Linked DNA regions of Homo sapiens: region 1 is linked to region 2. A link is a contact called in ENCODE Hi-C data. All regions are on one chromosome and are shown on one strand. The core of a region is the stretch at or near the end of the contact, and the rest is flanking DNA. Distances in the headings are between cores, read along the strand shown.

Region 1 (6,372 bases), core at 2,086-4,585, 40 kb before region 2:
GGGATTACAGGTGCCCACCACCACGTCCAGCTAATTTTTATATTTTTATCAAAGATGGGGTTTCACCATGTTGGCCAAGCTGGTCTCAAACTCCTGACCTCAGGTGATCTACCCGCCTTGGCCTCCCAAAGTGCTGGGATTACAGGAGTGAGCCACGGCACCCAGCCATATTATCGAACTTTTAAAAATAAATTAAAAAGACATCAGCTCCATTAAGTCCCAAGAATACCACAGAGTTGGAAATCCTGGTCACCCCATGGCAGACTCAACCAGCTGCCTAACCAATTTCCTTTCTTACCTTCTCCCTTAATAATGTAACCCTACTTTTATAGGGCAATTGTGTCAGTTAGCCTTTGATGTATTATAATTGTCACAAAATTGAGTAGCTTAAAACAATAGTTTTTCATAATTCTGTATGTCAGCTCTATGGGCTTGGTTCAGTTGGGTGTTCTTTTGGTCTCAGCTAGTCTCATTTATATGTCTGCAATCACTTGCTTTTCAACTAGATAACTCTAGTTCTGGGGATTGGCTAGCTATTGGCTGCGTGACAGGGGTGACGGGCCCTGTTTCTCTCACCATCCAGTGGAATAGCCTAGATGGGGGATCGATACAGTTCTGAGAGAGTGATACAAAGCATTCAAGCACCTACCCCTAGAGGCCTAGGCTAGGAATTGGCACTACATCACTTCCACTTCATTCGACTGGCCAAAGCAAGTCACAAGGTAAGTCCAGACTTAAGGAGTAGGGAGGCAGACTCCACCTCTCAGTGGGAGAAGGTTCAAAGTTACATTGCAAGGGGACTGGGAAAAAGGAGAGAAATCATTGCTGATGTTTTGCAAGCAATTTGCCATAGCAGTATATTAATATCAATAATGTCTTTTATTTTCTGTATTTTATGATGTTTTGACATCTGAAAAGCCAGAGATTGCTTCTCCCAAGGCTAGCCAGTTCTTACAGACAGCAAGGAGCTCAGCCGTGAGCACATCTTTTATACATAAACCAACCAATTGTGAGACTTTAGCCACAACCACTTCTTTATCTAACTAACTTTTACATATCAAGCCACTATTTTTCCTGTCCTAAATCATCACAGGACCAGGTACCAGCCAACGAAAGACCACCACAATGTCCTGAAGCTCACTGGCATTATTTAAACTAGTCAATCCTAAACTGCTTATCTCACCCTGCCTTGCCTCTCTCATGGAAACCCCAAAAAACGGTCTCACCTATATTTCCCCTGCCTCCTGTCTTCGTCTCCCGACCACACTGGTGCTGTCCCTTGTGGCCTTACACGACCCAGGGTGACCCTCCTCTCTGGGACCTGTGGGCCTAAACAACTTCTTCCTTGCAAGCTTCATTTTTCTTTCCTCCAGCGGCTACACTGACTTGACCATACCATAACCAATATGCATAGTTTAGAACAAGCAGCAGTGTGTCTGGGTGAAAAGAAATAAGCAAACAGAAAAAACTGAAAATGAAAAAGGAATCTTACATTTTTCAGCCATCCTTACACTGAAGGGTAGTCAGGCAACAAACCTGTGTTCATAGCTTGGACTTTCTGAGAAAGCTGCTTAGAAGAGGAAAGGCTTGGCTGCCTCATATATTTGGCCTTGAATCTTCCACTTCTTTAAGGCAGGAATGCAGAAGCAAAGCCAGAGGAGAAGCCAGCGTCTTCAAACCTTGAGGCAACAAGAGTGAGCCTGAAAACCACATCCTAAGATGGCAGAACAGAAAGGAAAAAGGAGACAATTGCAGGCTATTTCCCTACTACTTTTTATAGGAGAAAAATAAAACTTCTTACTAGTTTGACCCACTTTAGGTCGTTCCTGCCATTCAGTGGTGCTGAATTTACATCCTCACTGATACAAACACCATGGCACATCATGGTGTAGGAAACTCAATGAACATATTCACAATGGTGCGGCCACACAGGAGAAAGAAACAAGAAAACATGCATCCAGGTAGGTCTCCTGGGTCACTGTAAATTGAACAAGGACACAAGGACACAGGGAACAAGAGACAATCCCATCCAGATCCATCCTAGAGCGAGAATGATGGCTTCCTGCCCTAGAGCACAGCCCAGTATTGGATACATTGCTTTTCAACAATTATATTTCTGAAGCAATATTTGGTGCCATGGGGACAAAGACGAAAACATACACAAATGGAAATAAAAACAAGAAAGCCTTCAGATAAGATTTTCCCCAGGAATATAGAAATTTTTTTCATCTACTATCCTTGTGGGAAAATCAATAACATTCGAGAACTTGACAGCATTTGTGGATTAAAGTTTTTGGAAATTCATTAATTCACTCAACAAATATGAATCAAGCTCCTGGATAACTGATGTATAGCAATTCTCTTTAAATTTAATTAATGCTTTCTTATTTCACAAATACTAAAGGTACTGCCAGATACAGTGACTTTGAAGAAGAATGTAACTACCTCCTTTCCTTCTCCCCTGTCTTCTGCCTTCCTTTACTTCTTCCCCTTTTCTTTCATCCCCTTCTTTTACTTTTCTTTTCCTTCCATTCCCTTCTGTTTCTTTCAGGAAAAACAGGTGGGAAGAAGAATTGCATTAACATTTTACTTTCTTTCTTTAGGTCTGTAATTCTCACAGCATGGAAGAAGTAACACAAGTGTTATAGAAGGAAACTTTCAATGGTAAATAGATATGGCATTAAATAACGCTGAAACACATGGTGAGAAAGTTTTTTTTTTAATTTTCCATCTTTTCTTTCTTTGCTTTTAATTGAAAAAATAATTACAAAAGGGCTGCAAAGCAATGTAAAACCTAGCTTCCTATCTCTTTTCTCCCTATCTTCTTAATTTTCCTCTCCAATCACTTTTACTTCTTTCAGCTGTTTTTAATATCATTTTTTATACTTTAAAATAAAATGCTTATTTTGATTAATCAAATTTAAAGTTTTTGTTTTGATGCCTTTTATAATTGATAAAAAAATTTCTATGTGGATTTAAAGATATGTCCACAAATTCTCTGAAACTCATTGTGAGGCAGGCTGAATCCTCCTCCTCTTAAATGGGGCTGAAATTTGTAACTTGCTTCTAACAAATGGAAGAAAGCACAGATGACAGTGTTTGACTTTGCAGATCAGGTCATAAAAAGGCACTGTTGCTTCCATCGTGGTCTCTCTCTTGTTCATTCTCTTGGATTAATTGCACCTGGAGGGGTTAGCAACCATGTTGTGAGAAGAGGCCTATACAGTGAGGAACTGGGCATCTGTCCAGTGGCCACTGAGTAGCCAAGGTTTCCTGCCAACAACCATGTGAATGAGCTTAGAAATTGTTGCCATGGCCCCAGTCAAGTCTTCAGATGACCACAGTCTCTGCCAGCCTCAGGTCTGTGGTTTCATGAGAGACTCATACAGCTAAATCGCTTCCAAACTTTTGAATGAAAAAAAAAGTATGAAGATAAATACTTATTGCTTTAGGCTACAAATTTTTTGATGATTTGTTATATGGAAATATATAATTAATAAAGTACTTTAAAACATTTCTCTCATACTCATAGTACACTTACATAACATTTACAATTAATCAATAACATCTCTTTATATTTTACCTAAGTAAATGTTACCCACTGCTGATCCAATTAATTTTGATTGCATGTCCCTTCTTTTAGAACTTATTTGTTCCACCTGGAAGTAAAAATTGCCATTTTTACCAGGCATAGTTATCTATGTATCTATCCCAATGATTTTTCAGAATACTTCATCAGGTCTACAATATATAATAGTCCCCAGTTATTCAGTTTCACTTTCCAGGGTTTCAGTGACCTGTGGTCTACTGCAATCTGCAAACATGAACTGGAAAATCCCAGAAATAAACAATTCATAAGTTTTAAATTGCATACTGTGCTGAGTAGTGTGATGAAATTGCTTGCCCTCCTGCTCCATTCCACCTGGGACTTGAATGATCCCCTTGTCTAGAGGATCCACGCTGTATATACCACTTGCTCATTAGTCACTTAGCAGTCATCTCACTTAGCAGATTGACTCAGAGCTTGTGTTTAAGTAACCCTAATTCTATTTACAATGGCCCCAAAGTACAAGAGCAGTGATGCTGGCATATTGTTATAATTCTTCTATTTTATTATTAGTTATTGCGATTTTTTCTTCTTGTGCCTAATTTAGAAATTAAACTTTATCATAGACATGTATGTATAGGAAAAGCACAGTATATATAGAGTTCAGTACTATCCATGGGTTAGGCATCCACTGTGGTCTTGAAATGTGCTCCCTATGAATAAGGAGGAATGATGATACCTCTTAGAAGATTTATTTACTCCAAGTGGCATATCATAATAGACAACCTAATAATTCCTTCCTTTTTTCCCCATGAAAACCTTTGTCCAAGAGCTACTGCCTTCTTGCTCCAATCCAGATATTTTCTGTAGGCCTGTCTTCCTGGGACGTGTCTTTGCTTCATTCTGGGGCTTCCATTCACTGGTCTTGTGTGTCATGTTTCCTCTCCTTTTTGGATCTTCCTTCTCTTGTCCTTTGTGTTACTTCTTCTTTTGCAGGAGAACATTAACCAATAGCTTCCTGGTTATGAGGACATGGGTGGAAAATATGTGAATTTAGATGTCTGAACCTAATTTCTCTATGATCAGGTGAGAATATTCTGTATGAAGATTTTTTTCAATTCTTGAAATTAGTTACTTACAGATTTTGTCCCCACATTTTAGTTTTTTTCAATAATCTGTCCCCCACCCCCAACAACTTGCTATTTATATTTAAGCATTTTGTCTGGTTTTCTACTCTTGTGCAACTTGTAGCACAATGCCTGGTACACAGAGCATACAAAATGGTTTCCAATGTACAAAGAAAGAAATGGAAAACATATATCTAATATATTTAAATGAATAACTTTCTAATTTTGGAAGGAATTAGACTTTAATTTTGATTTTGAGCAGATTTTAATTAGTCTGATAACTTTTGTAATTCCCACTTCTATCTACCCACAACCACTTCATTGTGTCTTCACTTTAGCACTGGTCAGCCTGCAGGCTCAGTTAGAATGCAAATTTATTACTAATCTTCAGTATACACTTTGTCATCATGTCTAATCAACAAGTGAAAATTGATAGTTTAGCAATAGTTACTGTTACCTTTATATCTGCTAAAGGTGTCAAAGCTGGGTGCTATGGGTTCGGAAGATGGAGCTAGATTTCATCACATGTGACTTAGAACAAGCCAACCCAACTTCTTTCACCTCAGTACACTCATCTCTAAAATGACAGATTTTGAAATTAACCTGGAAAATGAAGAACGTCTCAAATCTAATGTCCAGAATGGGAGTGGCTTATGTAATAGTAGGTGCCAGATTTCTATTCTCTGATTTTAAAAGCTATCATTACAAAAGGATATTGGGGGTGAGTACTCAGGCTTTTTAGGTTTCCACACTCTTGAGTCGTCATCATTCTTACCCTTTAAACAAAGCACTCATTTTCCTCATTTGTAAAATATTTTGGCTTCCTCGTTTATACAATAAGGGCAGTAATTATTTACACCACTGTGGTATAGAACATTAGTTATTGTGAAAATAAAACAGTGAAAAATATAAAATATCATCTCAAGGTAAGGAACTATTATTACTATTAGTTATTTATCTTCTTTATTCTATTACTTAAGAATTCAGAACCACGAGTGCTATGTAAGTTATTGCTATGGACTGAATTGTGTTCCCTCAAAATTCGTAAGTTGAAGCCTTCTATGGTTTGAATTATTGTACCCTCCTACACTGATGTTGAAATTTAATCCACAGTATGGCAGAATTGAGAGGTGGGGCCTTAATGAGGTGAAAGAGTCATGAGGGCTCTGCCCTCATGAATGGATTAATCTGTTTATTGATTAATGGATTAAAGGGTTATCATCAGAGCACGACTGGTGGCATTATAAGAAGAGGAAGAGATGCCTGAGCTAGCTGGCTTAGCCTCCTTGCTATGTGATGCCCTGCACTGCCTTGGGATTCTGCAGAGAGTCCCCGCCATCAAGAAGGCCCTCACCAGATTCAGCCTCTCAACCTTGGACTTCCTAGCTTCCAGAACTGTAAGAATTTTAATATAAATTACCTAGTTTCAGATATTCTATTATAAGCAACAGAAAACAGTCTAAGATAAAGCCCTAATCAGCCATGTGACTGTATTGGACACAGGGTCTTTAAGAAGATGATTAAAATGAAATGAGGCCATAAGGCTAAAAACCTGACCTGATAGAACTGATATTCTTATTAAAGAGAAAGAAGTACCAGAGATCTCCTTCTCTCTCTGCCATGTGAGGACACAGTGAAAAGGCTGCCATTGGCAAGCTGGGAAGAGAGCGCTCTCCAGAAACTGAACCCTATTAGAAC
Region 2 (6,673 bases), core at 817-3,316:
ACAAGATACATATACATCTTCAACTTCTCTTTTCCTGCCTCCTACCTCACTGCCAACCTCATTTCCCTTCAGCCAATCTACATGGAACTCAAAAAGTTAAAAATAGAACCAGAGGGGAACCTGGGCCCCAGCACTGATAATAAGTGATTTAGGTGGCAACACCTACCCGTATAGGAAATCAGTCTGATAAGTTATTTCAGGGCATAAAGAATTCCCACGTTACACCGTTTTTCAATTTCAACAGCTATTTCCTCAATTAGAGAAAAAAAAAAATCATCTTTAAGGTGTGATGGTTATTCTCCATTTGCCTACCAATTTCCCTTCTCCCATTATCCTCCCAGCTTTGTACCCCAGGAGGCTTTTCTCTCTATACAGCCTCTCTTCCAATTTCCACCTAAGCCGGGCCTCTAGGAAGTGCTGGCAGGAGATCAACACATGGGAGATGAGAAAGTCAATTTCTCCCTGCTCTGTCTTTGCTTCCCTACCTGGGCTCTGACAGCAGCTATGTCTCTCCCATCTATAGCCTCCTCCACACTTCTGACTCTTCAGGGACTCCAGAGATGCCAAATCTTCCCCCAGGTGATGGCTATCTTCCCCTCCTGATGGTCTGTTTCTTTATCCCATGATTTTTCCCTGAGCCTCAACTTTAATCTCAGTAATCAATCTTTTCACCAAGTATCTTCAAGTGGACTGCTTGGGTGAGTGCTGTTTCTGGTTGGAACCTGAGAGATACACCAGATTTCAGAAATGGTTTAATTTCAATTCCATAGGTAGGGATACTCAGATGGTATTCCTTCTGTGATTCACATCATGCCCTAAGTAAATCTCTGTTAGAATTTCTATTGATGTCCCTTAATTGGTGATTTTTTTTTTGATCTAGAAGAAGCATTTCTTTAAAAATTTATTTTGTTAAAAGATCACTTAATACTTTGTCATTTGAAATATTTGATATGTTTAGTTCAATGGTTCTCAATCTCAGCTGGAAAGTTTAATAACAGTTGTGGTCAGCAGAATGATATGATTTCCTGCACAAAAGGCAAAGTCCATGTTCACAAAAATTGTTTGGCAGAAAATAAGGACGTGCTTTATACTTAGAGTCTCCTGTTATGGGGTGTCCTCTCAATTACTTTAGTTTTATTTTGTTGAAAGATCACTTAATACTTTGCCGTTTGAAACATTTGATATGTTTAGCCCAGTGGTTCTCAATCTCAACTGGAAAGTTGTTTAATATCAGTTGTGGTCATCAGAATAAGATAGTCTCCAAAAGGCACTGTACACCCATTCCCAGTTCACACTCCCTGCATATTCCCCAGTGTTAGCGGTGGAGGGTATCCGGTTCTTGGCACTTTAAACAAAGAATTGGACAAAACGCAAAAACAAAGCAAAATGAAGCAACAAAAGCAGACATTTATTGAAAATGAAAGCACACTCCACAGGGTGGGAGCAGGCATGAGCAAGTGGCTCGAGGGCCTTGGTCACAGAATTATCTGTGGTTTCAATATACTCTAGAGGTATCCTGTTGGTTACTTGGTGTATACCCTATGTAAATGAAGAGGATATTTCCTGTCATAGCTGAAGTGTTTCTGTTTGATTTAGTTCTAGGAAGTCCTTAGGTTCCCTGCCTCCCGGGTGTATTCTCCTGCCTCACCAGGAATGTGAATTTGATAGATTTCACTTTTGTCATCAGGTCGTGTTTTATGGCACAGTTGACTTAAAGCAAGGGAGATTATCTGGATAGGCCAGGCTTAATCATCCAAGCCTTTTAAAAACAAAGAGAGGTTTGTCTCACTGGTCACAGAAGAGAAGTCAGAGAGATTGGAAGCAGGAAGCAGGTTCTGTAGCAAGGAGGTTCTCTGTTGCTGAGATAGAGGGGGCCACACGACAAGGACCTAGCATGGCCTCCTGAAACTGAGAGCGTTTGTTGCCAACAGCTAGGAAGACAACAGGGACCTCAGTCCAATAACCACAAGGAAATGACTTCTGCCAACAACCAGGGAGCTTGGAAGAGAATCAAGAGTCACAGAGAGAACTGCAGCCCTGGCCAACAAATTAATTTCAGCTGGATGAGGACCTGAGCAAAGAATGCCGCTACTATGCGTCTGAACTCCTGACCTACATAGCCTGTGGGGTAATAACTCTGTGTTGATTCAAGCTGCTAAATTAAGCTGACAATTAAGCAGGTAATTTATTAATCAGTAATAGAAAACTAGAGGCCTCAAGTAGAAAAGCCCCAACCTCCAACATTCTGGTTTGGGGGGTTGTTCTGGGTTGGAGTCTAGACATTAGTATTTTTCAACACCTCCTATCCCAAGTGATGCTGATATCCAGCCAGGAATGAGAATCACTGCCATTCTTCCTTCAGTGAATCAGAATCTCCTGAAAAATAAAATAATACACTAGAGGAGTCCTCCGCGAGCCCCATTCATTCATTCAACAAACACTTATTGAATGTTTAATGTGTGCCGAGTCCTAGGCCCTGGGAATTTATTTAATGGTTAGAAAATCAGACATAGTCACTTCCTTCATGGAGCTCACAAAGAGGAGAAAATACATTTAAACGCTGCATGATTTCCTGCACATAAAGCAAAGTCCATGTTCACAAAAATTGTTTAGCAGAAAATAAGGACGTGCATTCTACTTAGAGTCTCCTGTTATGGGGTGTCCTCTCAATTACTTTAGTTTGAACTACAAAGCTCTGTTTGGGAAAAATAAATTGCCTTAAATAACCTCAATCAGCATTATTTTCCTGTGCTTACAGAGGTCATTTGATAATTCAGGAAAACAAAAGGTAGGGAAATAATTGAACACAGATTTAACCATTATTCTTGGTATTAAGATAACAGGATTCCAAGTTTGAGATGTCACAGTAAACAAGTCTATTAAAGACTTTGGAGAAGACAAACATTAAGCAAATATTGTCACAAAGAAATGTAAAATTACTACTATGATAAACCTTCCAAAGGGAAGGTACACGTAGAATAGGAGGATTTGACTTGGGGTTGGTGCAGGGGAGTGTCAGCGAAGGTGTCTCAGGAACTAATATTAAGCAAGGAAACCAAAGATGAGCCGGGTGAAGTGCGATGGGAGGTGAGCGAGAAGCAAAGTGCCAGTGGTTGCAAACTGAAATCTCATAGGAACTTTAAAAAGTAATGATGGCTGGATCGAACCCCAGAGATCCTGGTTGAATGTGCCTGGGGTGTGGTCTGGGCATCTCCAGATCATCGCAATATACACCCAAGCAGGAAAAAAACAGCACATGCTCTGTTCTGTGGCAGGAGGAGACCTGACAGGTTCTAGGAGCTGGAAGAAGGCCAGGGTGAAGAAAGCCATGGCCTCCCAAATTTTCAGTAGCTACAGATACATCACAGACACGTTGTGACATGGACTTGCCCTCTGAGTCACTACTATCCAAAGTATTTTAAAACATTTTACCTTGTATTAAAAAATTCATCGCTAGGAATGTAATAGGTGAAGTCAAAAAGATTTCACCAAAATTCTAAGGATCATCCCAGGTTAAAAAATAAAGGTGTTTATAACTCATTTATAAAACCCTCCATTCCCATTCTGCTCTGAGTCTTGGCCCAGGAAAAAAAAAAAAAACAAAAAAAACAAAAAAAACAAAAAAAAACATGTTTCTAAATTTCAATACAACGATGGGAAATGGGCAAGAGAGCTCTCCTAAAAGAGGAAGAGGACACCGTTCAGGAGTGCATGCATTTTCTTTTTGGTCTCCCCAACCATGCAGCCAATGTTATACTGCAGACAACAGATAGAGCATTCACTAATACTGACAGGAGTGCAAATTATCCTCTAAATGGTATTTTGCTGTTAGCTGAATAATTTGCATATGGCATAAAAATGAAGTCAATTGATTTGAGATAAGCCTCCAAAATCTCTTTTGGCATTAAAAGAGACGATTGCCTACAAGTTACCAAATCAAACAGGTTTGTGCAACTGACCTCTGGCACTTTCCTCTCTTCTCCAGCTTCAGCCAAATTGGCCCCATTACTTTCTTAAACTCCTAGCATGTTCCTGCCTCATAGTCTTTGCACTCTCTATTGGTTCTCATTGAGATCCCTTTTTCCCATATTACCATCCCCACCCCTTTCATCTTCTTTCTTCCCCCTAGAAAGTCATTTAATCAGAGAACATCTTTAGCCACCCAGCTCATAGCACTACCATGATTCTTGATGCACTCACCTTGCTTCAATTTTATTTACAACATTTATCACCCTGTGACATTATAAAATTGTGCATTTGTATTTTGTGTGTCTTCCCAAACCTGGTCTAGCTTGTAAACCCATGCCGTCAGCAGCCATGTCTGTTTTGGTTGCTAATTTGTTTTGACCACCAAGAATGGTGGCTGGCACATACTTTATGCTCAATATATATTTGTTAAACTAATATATTGTAGGGAAGTTTAAATCTTTTCCCTGAAGCTTTGATAATTTGAGTCCATAAAACAGACAATAGATTAACAGGAAAAAAAAAGGCAAACACAATATGTGCACAGGAGACATACAAAACATAAAGACAACAAGAATGTCCAAATAGTTAATGCTTTTAACCATCTTGAGGTTACAGAAAAAATAGGGTCTTGACTCAGAGTGCTGACGGACAGAAATAGAAAAGGAGAAATGTTTGAGCTAGCAAAAGCATTCTTGTTATGCAGATGAAACCTCACATATAACAGTCCTCAAAAAAATAGATGGTAGTCTGTGGTTAAAGTTTCTTAGTCAGATTTTCAAAGGTGTCAAACTCTCATTACTCTCTCCTAGATCTGTACGAGGGAGAGCCTCAGAGAAAGACTGTTTGTATCTGTTTTTTGCTTCACTTTAGTTTTTCTACAGGTATAAATCTCTTCTACAAAAGACAGCTTTGCAGGGCTATCCCGGTCTGCAAGCTCTCTAAATAGCCATCTCAAAATACGTCAAAGAAATATATTGTGGGGTGAATTATTTTGGTTTCCTTCCATATGAATGTCAATAGTAATATAAGAGAACATAAAGGTGTTTTAACAAAGAATATACTCTTCTGAAGACATTAATGTTCTTTAGAATTCATAGATGGCAAGTAAAATAAGATACAAATGGACACATAAATGAAAATTATAATATATTTCATAGTCAGCTATTTTGGGAATAGTTGGTGATTAAATTTTACAGAATTTCTACCTTCATTGAAAATTGTACTTTTATAGATGTGGCCACTAGAATAAAAGTTAAATTAGTTTTTATGTACCGTATTCTATTAAATTCCACAGGCATTTTATTAAGGCAAATAAAACCGTGATTTGAAGCTGAGCAGTCTCTTTTCTTTCTGTGAGAAATCTCTGTGAAATAGACAGTGATGTATATATTACATGACAAAAAGCTATATATTTTTACATGAAAAAGCAATATTCAAGGTATGAAAACATTCAAAGTATGGGAAATAAGTGCAAATATATATATCTTCCAGTTTCATTCTTAGTTCTTCAGTCCCCAACTTTGCTTGGTATTATCCTCAGATGACTAGTGTAATAAATATATTTCAGTGCAATAAGGACTGAAATCCCTGTCTTGATGTCCCATTTCTCATCACAGTCCCTTAGAAACCTCCTGTGAGTATTTCTCAGTAACAGTAGAATACTCACATGTCACTGCTATTCTGTGGGTGTGTTCATTGCTTAAATGCAATTATCTGTTTGTTATCTGAAAAGAGGTGATGGCAGTGCTTTTCTTTTTTTTCTTTTTTTTCTTTTTTTTTTTTTTTTTTTTTTTGAGACGGAGTCTCGCTCTGTCGCCCAGGCTGGAGTGCAGTGGCGCGATATCGGCTCACTGCAAGCTCTTCCTCCTGGGTTCATGCCATTCTCCTGCCTCAGCCTCCCAAGTAACTGGGACTACAGGCGCCCACCACCACGCCCGGCTAACTTTTTGTATTTTTAGCAGAGACGGGGTTTCACCATGTTAGCCACGATGGTCTCGATCGCCTGACCTCGTGATCCGCCCGCCTCGGCCTCCCAAAGTGCTGGGATTACAGGCATGAGCCACCGCTCCAGGCCAGCAGTGGTTTTCAAAGTTGGCTGTGTAGGAGAACCACCTGGGAAGCTGCTCAAGCTACAGATTGCTGGGCTCCACCCTCAGGCATCTTGACTCAGAGTGCCTGAGGCAGGTCCCGAGTATTGCATTTCTCCTAAGCTCCCGGGTGATGCCAGTGCTCCTGCGTCATGGACCAGCCTTGGAGTAACACTGGTCAGTTGGGCTCTCAGGGTGCTGTTTCATTCCTCTATCCCTAGTCCAATTTTGAACTGCTCCATGAAGTGGAGCCACCAAAGTAAGATTAAGGATCTGCACCTAATTGCATATACAAAGCATTTATTTCCATTGTTATGGTGGGTGATAATGCTTGCCACAGGGATTTTTTTTTTTAACTCAATTTATCTATAAGTGGGCTGTTTTGGTTCAATAGAAACTGGTCTGTTTTGAGAATTTGCTTAAAAGCTGAATAGCAACTTCTTTGGTCCAGTTTACTAGTATACATACATTACTAGCCCTTCTCTGATGTCATTCCAAGAAAATGTCAGTTTATTTGCATTGGTAGATTTAGTAACTCACACGTGCACACTTCTTAGATGGTTGAAAGAGTTCTTTCTCCATTTCTTCCAAGGTAAAATTCTCTAAATGTTTTATGC

The links. Hi-C counts contacts between places; a loop is a spot of excess contacts on that map. Pooled maps may share reads with other maps.
Region 1: a loop to region 2 is called in a map of Calu3, with 2.9 times the contacts of the local background. The contact joins two enhancer-like sites. A Hi-C loop is called at or near these places in 3 of 168 maps with a recorded cell type or tissue (CD4-positive, alpha-beta memory T cell, Calu3 and esophagus muscularis mucosa) and 2 of 50 pooled maps.

What each region holds. Positions count from the first base shown.
Region 1 is chr20:12,150,739-12,157,110 of GRCh38, reverse strand. No RefSeq gene overlaps it. Among named protein-coding and RNA genes, the nearest start is that of BTBD3-AS1, 240 kb to the right of the region's middle. Within about 2 kb of position 3,335, at least 2 of the 41 ENCODE cell types and tissues checked have a DNase peak (open chromatin) inside an H3K27ac peak, as active enhancers do.
Region 2 is chr20:12,108,929-12,115,601 of GRCh38, reverse strand. No RefSeq gene overlaps it. Among named protein-coding and RNA genes, the nearest start is that of BTBD3-AS1, 190 kb to the right of the region's middle. Within about 2 kb of position 2,066, at least 2 of the 41 ENCODE cell types and tissues checked have a DNase peak (open chromatin) inside an H3K27ac peak, as active enhancers do.